Linked DNA regions of Homo sapiens: region 1 is linked to region 2. Evidence: chromatin loops called from intact Hi-C (ENCODE). Cell type or tissue: mammary epithelial cell. All regions are shown on one strand.

The links. Hi-C counts contacts between places; a loop is a spot of excess contacts. Peaks named below come from ENCODE experiments on the same cell type or tissue, not always from the same donor. Only the 100,000 strongest peaks of a DNase experiment are listed, where the experiment ranks them.
Region 1: it touches region 2 in a loop (9-fold over the local background); 2 of 110 quality-filtered maps call a loop at or near these places.

The regions. Positions count from the first base shown.
Region 1 is chr2:63,694,235-63,702,234 of GRCh38, reverse strand. It overlaps a transcript of WDPCP not described here. Among named protein-coding and RNA genes, the nearest start is that of MDH1, 110 kb to the right of the region's middle. In mammary epithelial cell, a CTCF peak has its summit at 3,010 (motif pointing left); DNase peaks (open chromatin) are centred at 3,194 and 5,464; H3K27ac peaks cover 1,653 bases.
Region 2 is chr2:64,884,295-64,892,294 of GRCh38, reverse strand. No RefSeq gene overlaps it. Among named protein-coding and RNA genes, the nearest start is that of LINC01800, 25 kb to the right of the region's middle. In mammary epithelial cell, a CTCF peak has its summit at 3,152 (motif pointing right); a DNase peak (open chromatin) is centred at 3,194; H3K27me3 peaks cover 120 bases.

The sequences.
Region 1 (8,000 bases), 1.2 Mb after region 2:
GGCCAACATGGTGAAACCCCATCTCTACCAAAAATACAAAAATTAGCCGGGTGTGGTGGCATGCGTCTATAATCCCAGCTACTCGGGAGGCTGAGGCAGGAGAATCGCTTGAACCTAGGAGGCGGAGGTTGCAGGGAGCAGAGATCGTGCCATTGCACTCCAGCCTGGGCAACAAGAGCGAAACTCCATCTCAAGAAAAAAAAATCGTCTTTTCTTTATGCTAGGAACAATTGAATTATTCTCGTCTAATTATTTTGAAATATACAATAGATATTGTAAACTATGATCATCCTATTTATCTATGAAACACTAGGTTTTATTTCTTCTATCGAACTGTATATTTGTACCCATTAGTCAACCTCTCTTCATCCCCCTCACCCCACCCTTTCTGGTGCCTGTGGTAACCACCAATCTGTTCTCTATTTCATGATAGTCACTTTTTAAGCTCCTACATATGAGTGAGAACATGTGATATTTGTCTTTCTGTGCTTGGCTTGTTTCACTTAATATAATGACCTCCAGTTCCATCCATGTTGCTGCATGTGACAGGATTTCATTCTTTCTTATGGCTGAATAATGTCCTGTTGTATATATATAACACATTTTCTTTATCCATTCATCCATTAATGGGCACTTAGGTTGGTTCCATATTTTGGCTATTATGAATAGTGCTGCAATAAACTTGGAAGTACAGAAGTGTCTTTGATATGCTGATTTCATTTCTTTTGGCTATATATAACTAGAAAAATTGCTGAACATATGATAGCTCTATTTTTAGTTTTTTGAGGAACTTCTATACAGTTTTCCATAGTGGTTGTACTAATTTACATTCCCACCAACGGTGTATGAAGGTTCTCCTTTCTTCACATCCTTGTCAGCATCTGTTATTGCCTTTTTGACAAAAGCCAGTTTTAATTGGGGTGAGAGATCTCTTTGTGATTTTGATTTGCATTTCTCTGATGACTAGCAATGTTGAGCATTTTTTTTTATATTCTTATTGGTCATTTATATGTCTTCTTTTGAAAAATGTCTATTCAGATCTTTTGCCCATTTTTAAATTGTATTATTTGTTGTTTTGCTATTGAGTTGTTTGAGCTCCTTATATATCCTGGTTATTAATCCTTTGTCAGATGAGCAGTTTGCAAATATTTTCTTCTATTCTGTGGATTGTCTCTACCTTGTTGCCTCCTTTGCTGTGCAGAAGGTTGATGTAATCTCATTTGTCTTTTGTTTTGGTTGCCTGTGATTTTGAAGTCTTACACCAAAAATTCTTTGCCAAGACCAATGTCCTGGAGTATTTCCCCAATGTTTTCTTCTAGTAGTTTCATAGTTTCAAGTCTTAAATTTAAGTCATCAATCCATTTTATTTGATTTTTGCATATAGTGAGAGATAGAGGTCTAGTTTCAATCTTCTGCGTATGGTTATCCAGTTTTTTCAGTGCCTTTTATTGAAGAGCCTGTTCTTTCCCCATTGTATGTGCTTGGTGTCTGCGTTGAAATGAGTTGGCTGTAAATACATGGATTTATGTCAGGGTTCTCTATTCTGTTCCTTTGGTTTGTGTGTCTGTTTTTATGTGAGTACCATGCTGGGTATCAAAACTTTTAAACACTGTATGCGAGAGAAAAAGAATAACAAAATTTTACCATTTAGAAAAAAATCAGTAAAGGAAAAAATGTTCAGCACGAAAGCATAATGAGTAGGGAACATAAATTACAATGACAGGCATACCACATTTGTCTTCGTTATCCATCTGTAATTGATTTTTGACTCCTCTCTCACTCACCATGTCTGTGCAGTTGACTCACTTGATTTTTCCTTGGAAAAGTCTTGTATCTGACCTTTTCCATTCCCACTACCACTTCTCTAGTTCCCTGGAGCCTGTACTAATTAAGTAGCTCTAGCACAGCATTTTTTTCTTTTTTTCTTTTTGTTTTTTTTTTTTTTTTTTTTTGAGACAGGGTCTCACTCTGTCACCCAGGCTGCAGTACAGTGGCACGATCGTGGCTCACTGCAGCCTTGACCTCCCCAGGCTCAGGTGATCCTCCCACTTCAGCCTCTCAAGTAGCTGGGACTACAGGTGTGCACCACCATGCCTGGCTAATTTTTGCATTTTTTGTATGAGGTTTGGTCAGGTTGCCCAGGCGGGTGTCAAACTCCTGGGCTCAACACATCCATCTGCCTCAGCCTCTCACCATGCTAGGATTACAAGCGTGAGCCACCAGGCCCAGCCCAAAGCATATTCTACCTTGGCCTTACCCACAGCAATGAGCAATCTTCATAAAACATAACCTCACACCCCTGCTCAAAAGCCTTCAGAAGCTCCTCATTTCTCACCATCTACCCTCTTAGCTGGTTTTTGAGACCTTGTATAATACTATCCCAGTTAACTGTGTTTTGTCAATTCTAAGACACATTTTTTTAAAAGACCTTTGAAACACCTCTGAAATCAGAGTGCATGTTACAATCGATGGCAATCATGGTGTCTTAGATTCAATATTTCTTTTCCCAGTTTGCCCTGGCTATGGGATACCTCTATGTTAGAAAACGAGACTTCTCGCTTTGTTATGCCATGACTCATTCTTTTATAGCTCCAAACTTTTTTTTAGACTTCTCCCTCTGTCTGGGTATCCCTCTTCCTCTGCCTCCCTTAACATATCTCCCTGTCAAAATCAGCTCATCTTTAATAAGGCCCAGCTCAAAGGCCAGCGCCTCAAAAACTGCTTTATACACCACCTTAGTGGGAACAACCGTCCCTCTGAATCCTCTCAGTTCCTTCTTTGTAAGTCTAGCATCTGTTATCACATAGTTCTTTTTAGTTAAATACTTGCATCCAGATTCGGTCCTGCAAATTGCTTGAGTGGACAGCTAAAATTGTGACATTATATGAAAGAACATGGGTTTCTTTCACGAGGACATTTTGAATAATTTCATTACAATCTGTGAAGTACTACCATTACAGAACTCAGTGAGAATCCTGCTTTGAACTGCCCTCTAGAGGTAGTACATTATCAGTGAGCCAGAGAGAGACCTACAACCATGGATGGGTGAAAGACAGTGGCTGCTAACCAGCTGGGAAGGGGAGCTGCTGAGAGTGTTCCTTCATCAGCAGGACTCGCTAATTGGCCCTGTTTGTGGGAGTAGCTGTTGGAAGGGTCAAGCTCTGGGAAACCGTGTTGCTTGGAGATTGCCAGCCCTCTCCAGTTTGCTCAGATGAGTCACTGTGATGTCTTGGAAGGGTGGGGCCTGACTAAGTAATAGCTTCCCTCAGGAAATCCAGACTGGGCTGGAAGTCCAGGAACTCTGGGTCATTTTCCAGGGAGATACTGAGTATAACTGCATCCTGTCAGAGGGTGTAGTCTGGGAAAAGATGGCTACATGTCCATGTCATTGTCTGCAACAGGATTCTTCTCCATCACAGCTAATTTTGAACTCTCCCAAGCATAAATCTTTACTGCAATACATTCACAAAGCTTTATTCCCCCCTCCCTCTTTTTCTGAGTAAACTTCTGTGGCCACGAGAAGATAAAAGTCATCTCAGGTGTTCTCTTGCTAGCCAGGAAATTCTGTGACTAAATTTTAAATGACTTGTGAAATTTCCTGCTTACTTCTGCTTCCTAGGGCAAATGCCATTTTCTGTAAGTGCCTCCCTGTTACCTGACTTGACTTTCCATAGGCATCCCCTCCAGCCTCAGTCTGTGCCAACAGAGGGATTAGATTCTAGAGGCTCCAGGTCCCTGCCAGCTTCAACATTCTAACATCTGCTTGGTGCTCAACATAGCTTGCCTCCCAGGCACTGAGTTTACGCATTAATGAGTTTGAAGTTCATTTTCCTCTGAGGCAAATCAGTTGGCATGATGTGATCTGGGAATGTCCTTTGAAAGCTTTCCATAGGATGTGACTTCTCTCCATGTCTTCATACCAGAAGACCTTGCATAAAGGTCACAATTGTTGAGCTGATTTCACCTCAAGAAATCATTTTGTCTTAGAATTTTTTCCTCATTAAAAAAGTCGAGCACTTTGGGAGGCCAAGGTGGCAGATCACCTGAGGTCAGGAGTTTGAGACCAGCCTGGCCAACATGGTGAAACCCCGTCTCTAATAAAAATACAAAAATTAGCCAGGCATGGTGCTGCACATCCATAATCCCAGCTACTCAGGAGGCTGAGGCACGAGAATCACTTGAACCCAGGAAGTGGAGGTTGCAGTGAGCCGAGATCACGCCACTGCACTCCAGCCTGGGCAACAGGCGACAGAGCGAGACTCTATCTTAAAAAAAAAAAGTCATAGGCTGGGCATGGTGACTCATACCTGTAGTCCCAGCACTTTGGGAGGCCAAGGTAGGAGGATCACTTTTGAACTCAGGAGTTCAAGACCAGCCTGGGCAACATGGCAAAACCCCATCTCTACAAGAAATACAAAAATTAGCCTGGCATGGTGGTACACCCCTGTAGTCCCAGCTACTCCAGAGGCTGAGGTGGGAGAATCACCTCAGCCCAGGAAGTCTAGGGTGCAGTGAGCCAAGATCACGCCACTGCACTCCAGCCTGGGTGACAGAGTGAGACTCTGTTTCAAAAGAAGAAATCATAAAGATTTATTATAGAAAATATAGACATTATAGAAAATTATTAAAAAGGAAATAAGAATCACTTAAATGCAACTTCTCAGAGGTAATACTATTAACACCATGGCAGGCAACACAACAAATTTTCTTTGTGTGTATGATCATACGATTTTTTAGTGCTTGATACGGAATTGGAATCACACTTTTCAAACTGTTTTTTAGCCTGCTTTTTCCTATAATTATAAATGATTAACATTTCATTTGTCATTATGCAACAGTTCATAGAGTGGACTCTGGATCTATCTGAATTTGAATCTTGGCTCATCACTTACCGTGTGACCCTTGGGCGTGTCCTTTAACTGAAATAATTTCTGCAAATTCCTCATCTGTAAAATGGGGATAATAATGGCTCCTACTTCACAAAATGTTGTAAATATTTAAGTGAGTCAACATTTGCCAAGTACTTAGAACAATGCTGGCAGGTAGTGTGGGCTTTATGGGGCCCACACTACTACAACTACTATAACTACTACTACTACTACAGCTACTATAACTACTACTACATTTTCTTCTACAACATCATTTTAAGACTGAATAGGATTACATTGTTTGGTTGTGGCGTAATTTATTTAGTCAAAGTCCCATTCTTGAATAGAGTGTTCTGCTTTTTTGGTATTATAAATAATACTGCAACAAATACCCTCTTCTGTAACAGGACAGACTATGTACCAGGTAGGGGAGGAATGCAGTGATGGGGATGGAAGAACTATGTTTTACCTTCTTTGTTTTGAGCTTGGTGGAGAGGCAAATATTTTGATATCTCACTTTTGCCTGGAAGGCTGCTACTGAGAAACCATTCAGACTTTCTGGCATCAGCCAGTTAAATATTTGGTGGTCCTTGCCAAACTGAATCACCTGGATTCCTAACCTAAGATTCTGGTCAGAAAAGGATTCTTAACCACCCAGGTCATATACTCTGACTCTTTACCCAATTACCCAATTGCTACCATGGGTGTCTCAGCCACGTGGGCTCTGCTCCAAGGAAGCATTGGTGTGTACTCAGTGAACTGTAGTGGGTCCCTGGAGCCTCATTTTCCAGGCTGGTGGAGGTGAAGGTCCTGCTCTGCCTTCTCTTGGAGCTCTATTCCTGTGGTCTTCCCCCTCAATACTACTGGAGAGAAGGGGAAGGGACCCCTTCTGGTTTCTGTCCTTAGTTATGGTAATGATAATGATGCATTCTTGTAGAACGGGCGTAGTTATCTGTCTACAAACTGAGGGAATGACAGAAAAATTTCATGGCTTCATGGAACAACTTTATACAACAAAGCTGTGCCATTGCAGACCAACACTGCCAAGAAGAAACTTGCTGGGGTATTAGCAACGGATCGGATCACTTCCATGAAGATGTGCATGCGGGAGTGTGTCAAATGCCTAGTTCTTACAGTCTCTCAGGTGTCATCAACCAAACCACCTGCTTGGTTCTCAGCCCCTCCTAGCCAAAATTTATAACCTGACCACATTCTGGAAGACCCACAACTTCTAGATTTCTGCCTTTATTATCTCTTAGGTCCACCGGAAGGTTCTACCCACCTGCTACCCACTGTGGGGTTCTAGATAAATACCACTTCCTAGAGAATTCCCTTAATACATGGAGATGGAAGAGCTGTCCCCCAACCTCAACCATCTCCAAATCAAATGGTCAGTTAACCTGGTGCCAGGGGGTCTTTGTTTCTATCAAGTGAGTGGATATTCTTTTAGAATACAAGGATGAGGCCACTGACACTAGATAAAAATAGTTGTGAAATAAGCAAAACTAGTTTATACTTTTAGAAGTCAGGATAATGATTACCCTTAGTGGAAAGGTCAAGCTCTGGGAAACCATGTTGCTGGAAGAGGGTACAAGGGAGGCTTCTAGGGGGTGGATAACATTTTGGGTTTTGACCTGGGTGCTGGTTACATGGGTGTGTTCAATTTGTGAAAGTTCAATGAACTATACACTCATGATAAGTATACTTTTATCTATTAAAAAAATTTAAGTAGGAGATATTGATAAACCAAAAGAGCCCAAGGAGATCCACCTCTCTTAAGACTAGTGGTTCTTTCCTAGTAGGGCTACCAGATTTAGCAAATAAAAATACAAGACAGACAGTTAAATTTGAATTTCAGGTAAACAATGAATAATTTTTAGTTTAACTGTGTCCCATGCAATATATGGGACATATTTATGCTAAAAAAAGTATTCATTGCTTACCTGAAATTCAAATTTAACTGGTTGTCCTGCATGGCAGGATTTGATCTAGCAACTCTAATCTTAAATCTTCTAAATAAGTCTCTTCATCAATATAACAAAGTAAAAAAAGGATATCTATTGAATTATATATATGAAGCATATGTAGTCTTGGAAGGAAATACTAAAATCTGTAAATAAAGCATAGGAGACAAAGAAATGAGAAAATAAATGTTTTAATTTTTTGTTTTATCTATTCCTCATTCATTTCATATTTCTCTTCTGTTGTTCCTTGGTTTCTCATTCCCACATTCATATCAATGAAAATAAGGGAAATAAGACAAGTAAGAGAAATAAGATAATGCCAAATACTTCACACTTTCATTTAGTAAGTTTGAATTCACAACTCTGTTGGTCAATGTTTCTGAAAATATTGTTCCTGTATTTGTCTGTGTTTTTGTTTCTTATTTTTGACTGAACTATTTCCTCCCTATTTCACTCTCTTTTAGAACTTGGCCTGCAAACTTTGACCAGACAGAAGTTGAACCCTTCTCAGTCTAATCAGTGTTTTTCCTGCCTTTTCTTATCTTTAGGTTTCATAGGCTAAATGTGAAAAATCTATTTGTTGTTGATCTCAAAAAGGCCACATTTTCCTCTCCAACAATGTTAACTTATACATACCTGCTACATTTCAATTGTTTTTTAAACAAATATGAACCAAAGTCAGAATTCCATTTCATTTCCTTTTTTATGCTTCCTACTCTTAAAGATGAAGAAATTCTGGTACAAATTATTTGGTACAACTATGCTTTATCAGTACATGGAATTGAGTCCCCAAGATTTTGTGCTTTGATACATTTTCAGTATATATTGATGAATGGTAATAAAATAAAATTATTTCCTGCTTGAAAAGGCTCCTAAATTGTGACTTTGTCACCAAGAGTGTCATCCACTTTATTCAGAGTAAAATACTCAATAATTATTTTTATCATTTTTTTCATTTAAACAATAAATACATGTCCTACAATACTTGAGGAGAGAAAGAAGGGGAAAAGAGGGAAGTTGCATCAACATCAAAGAAAGATTATAAGGTACCTCTCAACAACCCGCCTTTGAAATCCTAACCATCTAAAGGCTAACTATCCTAGTCTTTTCAAGTTAGTAGTTTCCTGCAATATTGTCAACTAAAAAGTATATTTTTGATTGAATCACT
Region 2 (8,000 bases):
GTTTATTCTAGTTAGCCATTCATCTAATCTTTTTTCAAGGTTTTTAGCTTCTTTGTGATGGGTTCCGACATCCTCCTCTAGCTCAGAGAAGTTTATTACCAATACTCTGAAGCCTTCTGTCAACTCGTCAAAGTCCTTCTCCATCCAGCTTTGTTCTGTTGCTGGTGAGGAGATGTGTTCCTTTGGAGGAGGAGAGGTGCTCTGGTTTTTAGAATTTTCAGCTATTCTGCTCTGGTTTCTCCCCATCTTTGTGGTTTTATCTACCTTTGGTCTTTGATGGTGATGTACAGATGGGGTTTTGGTGTGGATGTCCTTTCTGTTTGTTAGTTTTCCTTCTAACAGTCAGGACCCTCAGCTGCAGGTCTGTTGAAGTTTGCTGGAGGTCCACTCCAGACCCTGTTTGCCTGGGTATCACCAGCGGAGGCTGTAGAACAGCAAATATTGCAGAACAGCAAATGTTGCTGTCTGACTGTTCCTCTGGAAGCTTCATCTCAGAGGGACACCCGGCCATATGAGGTGTCAGTTGGCCCCTACTGGGAGGTGTCTCCCAGTTAGGCTACTCAGGAGTCAGGGACCCACTCAAGGCGGCAGTCTGTCCGTTCTCACATCTCAGAGTCCGTGCTGGGAGTCTTTGAAGACTACTCTCTTCAAAGCTGTCAGACAAGGACGTTTAAGGCTGCAGAAATTTCTGCTGCCTTTTGTTCAGCTATGCCCTGCCCCCAGAGGTGGGGTCTACAGAGGCAGACAGGCCTCCTTGAGCTGCAGTGGGATCCACCCAGTTCAAGCTTCCTGGCTGCTTTGTTTACCTACTCAAGCCTCAGCAATGGTGGGCGCCCCTCTCCCAGCCTCGCTGCTGCCTTGCAGTTCGATCTCAGACTGCTGTGCTAGCAATGAGTGAGGGTCCATGGGCGTGGGACCCTCTGAGCCAGGTGCAGGATATAATCTCCTGGTGTGCCGTTTGCTAAGACCATTGGAAAAGCACAGTATTAGGGTAGGAGTGACCGATTTTCCAGGTGCCGTCTGTCACAGCTTCCCTTGGCTAGGAAAGGGAATTCCCTGACCTCTTGTGCTTCCTGGGTGAGGCGATGCCTCGCCCTGCTTTGGCTCACGCTCCGTGGGCTGTGCCCACTGTCCTGCACCCACTGTCTGACAAACTCCAGTGAGATGAACCTGGTACCTCAGTTAGAAATGCAGAAATCACCTGTCTTCTCTGTCCCTCATGCTGGGAGCTATAGACTGGAGCTGTTCCTATTGGGCCATCTTGGAACCTCATGGAAACTCTTATTATTAACTGAGCCAGGCCAAGGGATAGGAATAGCTCTGGCTAAGCGGTGGCCAAGGATGTGGGCAGAAGACAACCCTCCAGGGTTGGCAATCAACCAGGCCCCCATACTCATAGAATTTAAGCCTGGGGCCCAGCCAGTCAGGCAAAATCAGTACCCGGTCCCCAGAGAAGTTCTTGAAGGTATCCAGGTCCATCTCAAGTGCCTGAGGGCCTTTGGAATTATAGTTCCTTGTCAGTCTCCATGGAACACTCCCCTCCTGCCTGTTCCCAAGTCAGGGACCAAGGACTACAGGCCAGTGCAGGACTTGTGCTTGGTCAGTCAAGCTACAGTGACTTTGCACCCAATGGTACCTAACCCATACACATTGTTGGGGTTACTGCCAGCTGAGGACAGCTGGTTCACCTGCCTGGACCTGAAGGACACTTTCTTTAGCATGAGACTAGACCCTGAGCGCCAGAAACTGTTTGCCTTTCAGTGGGAGGATCTGTGGTCAGGTGTCACCACTCAGTACACTTGAACCCAGCTTCCCCAAGGGTTCAAGAACTCCCCCACCATCTTCAGGGAGGCATTGGCTCGAGACTTCCAAAAGTTCCCCGCTAGAGACCTAGGTTGCGTGTTGCTCCAGTACATTGATGACCTCCTGCTGGGACACCCCACAGCAGTCGGGCGCACCAAGGGAATGGATACCGTGCTCCAGCACCTGGAGGACTGTGGGTATAAGGTGTCCAAGAAGAAAGCTCAGATCTGCCAACAGCAGGTATGTTACTTGGGATTTACTATCCGACAGGGAGAGTGCAGCCTGGGATCAAAAAGAAAGCAGGTCATTTGCAACCTACCGGAGCCTGAGACCAGAAAGCAGTTGAGAGAATTCTTAGGAGCTGTGGGGTTCTGCAGGTTATGGATCCCAAACTTTGCAGTACTGGCCAAGCCTCTGTATGAAGTCACAAAGGGGGATAACAAAGAGTCTTTTGAATGGGAGTCCCAACAGCAACGAGCTTTTCATGAGTTAAAAGAGAAACTCATTTCAGCCCCAGCCCTGGGGCTGCCTGACCTGACAAAGCCATTTACACTATATGTGTCAGAGAGAGAAAAAATGGCAGTTGGAATTTTAACCCAGACGGTGGGGCCCTGGCCAAGACTGGTAGCCTACCTCTCCAAACAACTAGATGGAGTTTTTAAAGATTGGCCCCCGTGTTTGAGGGCCTTGGCAGCAACTGCCCTGCTAGCACAAGAAGTGGATAAACTAACTCTTGGGCAAAACCTGAACATAAAGGCCTCCCATGCTGTGGTGACTTTAATGAATACCAAAGGGCATCATTGGCTCATGAATGCTAGACTAACTAGGTACCAAAACTTACTCTGTGAAAAGCCCTGCATAACTATTGAAGTTTGCAACACCTTGAACCCCGCCACCTTACTCCCGGTACCAGAGAGCCCAGTTGAACAGAACTGTGTAGAGGTATTGGACACAGTTTATTCTAGCAGGCTGGACCTCCAAGACCATACTTGGGCATCAGTAGACTGGGAGCTGTATGTGGACAGGAGCAGCTTTGTCAACCCACAAGGAGAGAGGTGTGCGTGATATGCAGTGGTAACCCTGGACGCTGTCATTGAAGCCAAATCATTGCCCCAGGGTACTTCAGCCCAGAAGGCCGAACTCATTGCTTTAATTTGGGCCTTAGAGCTAAGTGAAGGTAAGACTGTAAATATTTATACTGGCTCTCGGTATGCCTTCTTAACCCTCCAAGTGCATGGGGCTTTATATAAAGGAAAAGTCCTGTTGAACTCTGGGGGAAAAGACATATATCAGCAAGAGATCCTGCAGTTATTGAGGCAGTATGGAAGCTCCAAAAGGTGGCAGTCATGCACTGCAAAGAACACCAGTGAACTTCCACCTTGATTGCATTGGGCAACTCCTGAGCTGACTCAGAGGCTCGAAAATCAGCATCCACCCCCTACCGGGCATCAGTCACAGTCCCCCTGCTCCCTCAGGTACCTGACCTTGTACTTACTTAATCTAAAGAAGAGAAGGACCTTCTCCAGGCAGAGGGAGGGCAGGTGATAGAAGAGGGATGGATCCAGTTGTTGGATGGAAGAATAGCCATGCCATAACTGCGAGGAGCCGCAGTCGTACTGGCTGTGCAGGAGACCACCCACCTAGGTCAAGATCACTTGAAAAGTTGTTGGGCCAGTACTTCTACATCTCGCATCTGTCAGCCCTTGCCAGAAATAGTGGTGCAGCAGTGTGTTGCCTGCCGGCAGCGCAGTGCTGAGCAAGGTCCAACCATCCCACCCGGCATACGAGCTTCTGGAGCAGCTCCCTTTGAAGATTTCCAAGTAGACTTTACTGAGATGCCCAAATGTGGAGGTAACAAGAAATTGCTAGTTCTAGTGTGTACATACTCTGGGTGGGTAGAGGCCTATCCAACACGGACTGAGAAAGCTCGTGAAGTAACCCGTGTGCTTCTCTGAGATCTCATCCCTAAGTTTGGGCTGCCCTTACGAATCAGCTTGGACAACGGGCTGGCATTTGTGGCTGACTCGGTACAGAAGACAGCAAAGGTGATTGGGTGTGGATCAAGGATTGGAACATAGCCCCGTTGCGGCCACAGTGGAAAGGACCCCAGACCGTTGTCTTGACCACCCCCACAGCCATAAAAGTAGAGGAAATCCCAGCCTGGATCCACCACAGTCACATAAAGCCCGCAGCACCTGAGACCTGGGAGGGGAAACCAAGCCCAGACAACCCATGCAAGGTGACTTTGAAGAAGATGACAAGCCCTGCCCCAATCACACCCGGAAGCTGACGGGTCCACGCATGGCCAAAGCATGAGGAAACTCATCGTGGGACTCATTTTCCTTAAATTTCGGACTTGTGCAGTAAGGACTTCAACTGACCTTCCTCAGACTGAGGACTGTTCAAGTTACTGAGTAGGGCAAAAAGTTAAAACAGTCTTTCTGTTTTATAGTTATTATGAATGTACTGGACTCTAAAAGGGACTTGTGTGTATAATGCCACCCAGTACAAGGAATGCATCCCAGGAAGTGACCAACCTGATGTGTGCTATAACCCGTTAGAACTACTTGATCTCCGTTGGAAAACAGGAGAGTATGTAACTCTAGGAATCGATGGAACTGGACTGGCAGGAAGACCTGGGTTGTGAACATGACAGTGAGAACTCTCACTAGTGAATGAGGTTCTCAAAGGGGGAAATGAGGAGCGAGGCCATTTCTCTTACTGTCTCCTGTCTCTGAAGAGAAGGAGGAAGTAAAAAGTTGAAAAACAACAGGAATGAAGTCAGTGGCAAGGCCAGCCAGTGCCACTGATGACCAGGCCTGAGGTTAAAAGGTTAACCCCCCACTCTAACCACATCTGCTCTTAATCTATCACAACCGTTTCATGTGGAACCCCTTAGAGTTGTAAGCCCTTAAAAGGGCCAGGAACTCTGGCTTTGGCGAGCTCGGTTCTTGAGACATGAGTCTGCCGAAGCTCCCGGCTGTTGAGACGTGAGTCTGCCGAGGCTCCCGGCCAAATAAAGCCAAATCCTTCCTTCACCCAGTGTCTGAGGGGTTTTGTCAGTGGTTCGTCCTGCTACAATAATATTACAAATAGGCACGTTATTGTGAATAATCTTCTTAACCAGCAACATTTATAACAGGACTACTCTCTGCCAGGCCCTGTGTTCAGTGTTCCACGCACACTATCCGCCCCCTGCCAAGGCCTCTCAATAGCCTTCCAATGTGGGAAGTAGGTACCTTTATTTCATCACTGATTGTCACACACATCATTATTTTATATACTGTTAAAAAAGGAAAATAAAGTCAATTAATTGACACAAAGTATTTCTTAGCCCTTAGAATTTTTATTTTACAGTTCTGAAAGAGCTCTTTTAGATTTCCTTCAACAGAGATGGTTACTGCATACCACTCTTGTGCATAGATAATAGGGAAAATACAAGTGAAATGAACAGGTGAAGATACTCCCCAAACTTCCTCTGATCTAGGGCCCACTCTTGGGATCACCATGGCCCAGTCCTTGAGATCCGAGTTTTACCCACAGTGCTGTCCTTTGTGGCAAGAGTGTTGGTACGGTGGCATTGCCTCAAAGAGGCTCCACTCTTGTCTCTGGGGTTCTCTATCTGGCAGCTGACATCCCATCTGCGAGTTCTAATGTGTATGTCCAGGTGAGAATGACTACATTCACAACTCCTGCCAGCCCCACAAACACCTTAAAACACATCTCTATTTCAGAGATGTTAAGATGTGAAAAGGGTATATCTTAGAGTCCTTGAAATAAATTAGCAGTCACTTAAATTATTCCCATTTTAGAGATGAGGCTTAGGAAACTTTAATAACTTGCCCTTTAATAAGTTCATCCTCGCTAACAATTGGCAGAACCAGGATTGAACCCAATCCACCTGAGTCCCTCTGACAGTGTCCTCGGTGAGGAGGAGGTCTCCAGGCCAGGGCCCAGTGGTGAGAACAGAAGAAGCAGAACCACAAACTGTCTTATGCTGGCCTAACATAGAGAACCTCCATGGTTTATCACAAACAGCAAAGGCAAAAGAATGCCTATTTTCCTAGTTACAAGACAGATTTCACCACAATGCAATACTACTTACTACTTCACCACAATGCGATTCATACCCTTAGGATGGCTATAATTAAAAAAAAAAAAAAAAAGAAAAAGGACATTGTCAACTGCGGGTAGGGATATAGAGAGATTGGAGCCCTCATACATTGCTTTTGGGAATGGGAAATGGTGCAGCTGTGTGGAAAACAGCTTGGCAGCTCCTCAAATGGTTAAACATCGAGTTATGAGCCCAGCAATTCTACCCCTAGGTACCTGAGAGAATAAAAAACCTACGTTCACACAAACTCTTGCAATGAATGTTTATAGTCATATAATAGGTAGCTAAAATGTGGAATCAACAGATGAATGAATAAACCAAATGTGTTTCCAGGCAACAATCTATCTTTTCTCTATTGCAGAGGCTAAAGCAACTAACTCCATCTTGGATGCTAATCTGCCATTTTGACTTCTGATAAACCCATTTGGGGAATGCCTCTAAGATTTCTACTTTACTACTTACTGTAAATCCTGCTCTTAGGCAAATTCCTTTTGAGGCATGGATATCTTTTCCCTATGGTATATAAGCCCTGGGCCTGGGGGGTAATGGTGTGGGGATTCACTGTCTCGTACCACCAGGAACATGGCTTCCATTCCTATATCCCTATTAAATGTTTACTTCTGAGAAGCTGGATTGCCAGCCTCTTTCTCTGGCCTCTCAACTCCCTTGGCCTTTGGAGGCAGGTTTGCATAGACCTAATCACTGCAGAATAGCCATAAAAATGAATGAAGTACTGATGCATGCTATACCAGGGATGAATCTTGAAAACATTGTAAGTGAAGCCAGACACAAAAGACCAGGTATTGTATGGTTCTATGTATATGAGATGTCCAGAATTGGCAATTCTGTAGAGATAGGAAGAAGATTAGTGGTTGCCAAAGGCTGGGTAGGTGGGAATGAGGACTGAATACTTGCTATGATCTGAATGTGTGTGTCCCTCCAAAATTCATATGTTGAAACTGAATATGTTGAAAGTGAATACCCAGTGTATTAAGAAGTGGTACCTTTGAGGAAGTGATGAAGTTATAAGCACTCCATCCCAATAAGGGAGACTATTGTTCTTATAAAAGAGGTCAAGGCCAGGCCTGGTGGCTCACACCTGTAATCCCAGCATTTTGGGAGGCCGAAGCAGGCAGATTGCTTGAGCCCAGGAGTTTGAGGCCAGTCTGGGCAACATGGTGAAACCCTGTCTCTACAAAAATTACAAAAAGTTAGGTGACAGCCGGGCACGGTGGCTCATGCCTGTAATCCCAGCACTTTGGGAGGCTAAGGCAGGTGGATCACTGGACGTCAGGAGTTCGAGACCAGCCTGGCCAACAGGGTGAAACCCTGTCTCCACTAATAATACAAAAATTAGCCAGGGGTGGTGGCACATGCCTGTAATCCTAGCTACTCGGGAGGCTGACACAGGAGGATCGCTTGAACCCAGGAGACAGAGGTTGTAGTGAGCGGAGATCATGCCATTGCACTCCAGCCTGAGCAACAAAGGGAGGCTCTGTCTCAAAACAAAACAAAACAAACAAACAAACAAAAGTTAGCTGAGAGTGGCGGCACATGCCTATAGTCCCAGCTACTCAGGAGGCTGAGGTGGGAGGATCAGCTGAACCCAGGAGGTTGAGGCTGTAGTGAATTGTGATTGTGTTGCTGTACTCCAACCTGGGCAACAGAGTGAGACCCTGTCTCAACAACAATAAAAAAGAGATCAAAGGGAATGCCTTAGTCCCTTTTCCCCTTTCACTTTTATGCCATGTGAGGACACACAAGAGCACCTATCTTGGAAGCAAAGATGGAGCCCTCACCAGACACCAAATCTGCTGGCTTTGATCTTAGAGCTCTCAGCCTCCAGAGCTATGAAAAATAAATATCTGGGCCAGTGGCAGTGACTCGCACCTATAATCCCAGCGCTTTGGGAGGCTGAGACAGGTGGATGACCTGAGGTTGGAAGTTCGAGACCAGCCTGACCAACATGAAGAAACCCCGTCTCTACTAAAAATATAAAATTAGCTGGGCATGGTGGCTTATGCCTATATCCTAGCTACTCGGGAGGCTGAGGCAGGAGAATTGCTTGAACCTGGGAGGCAGA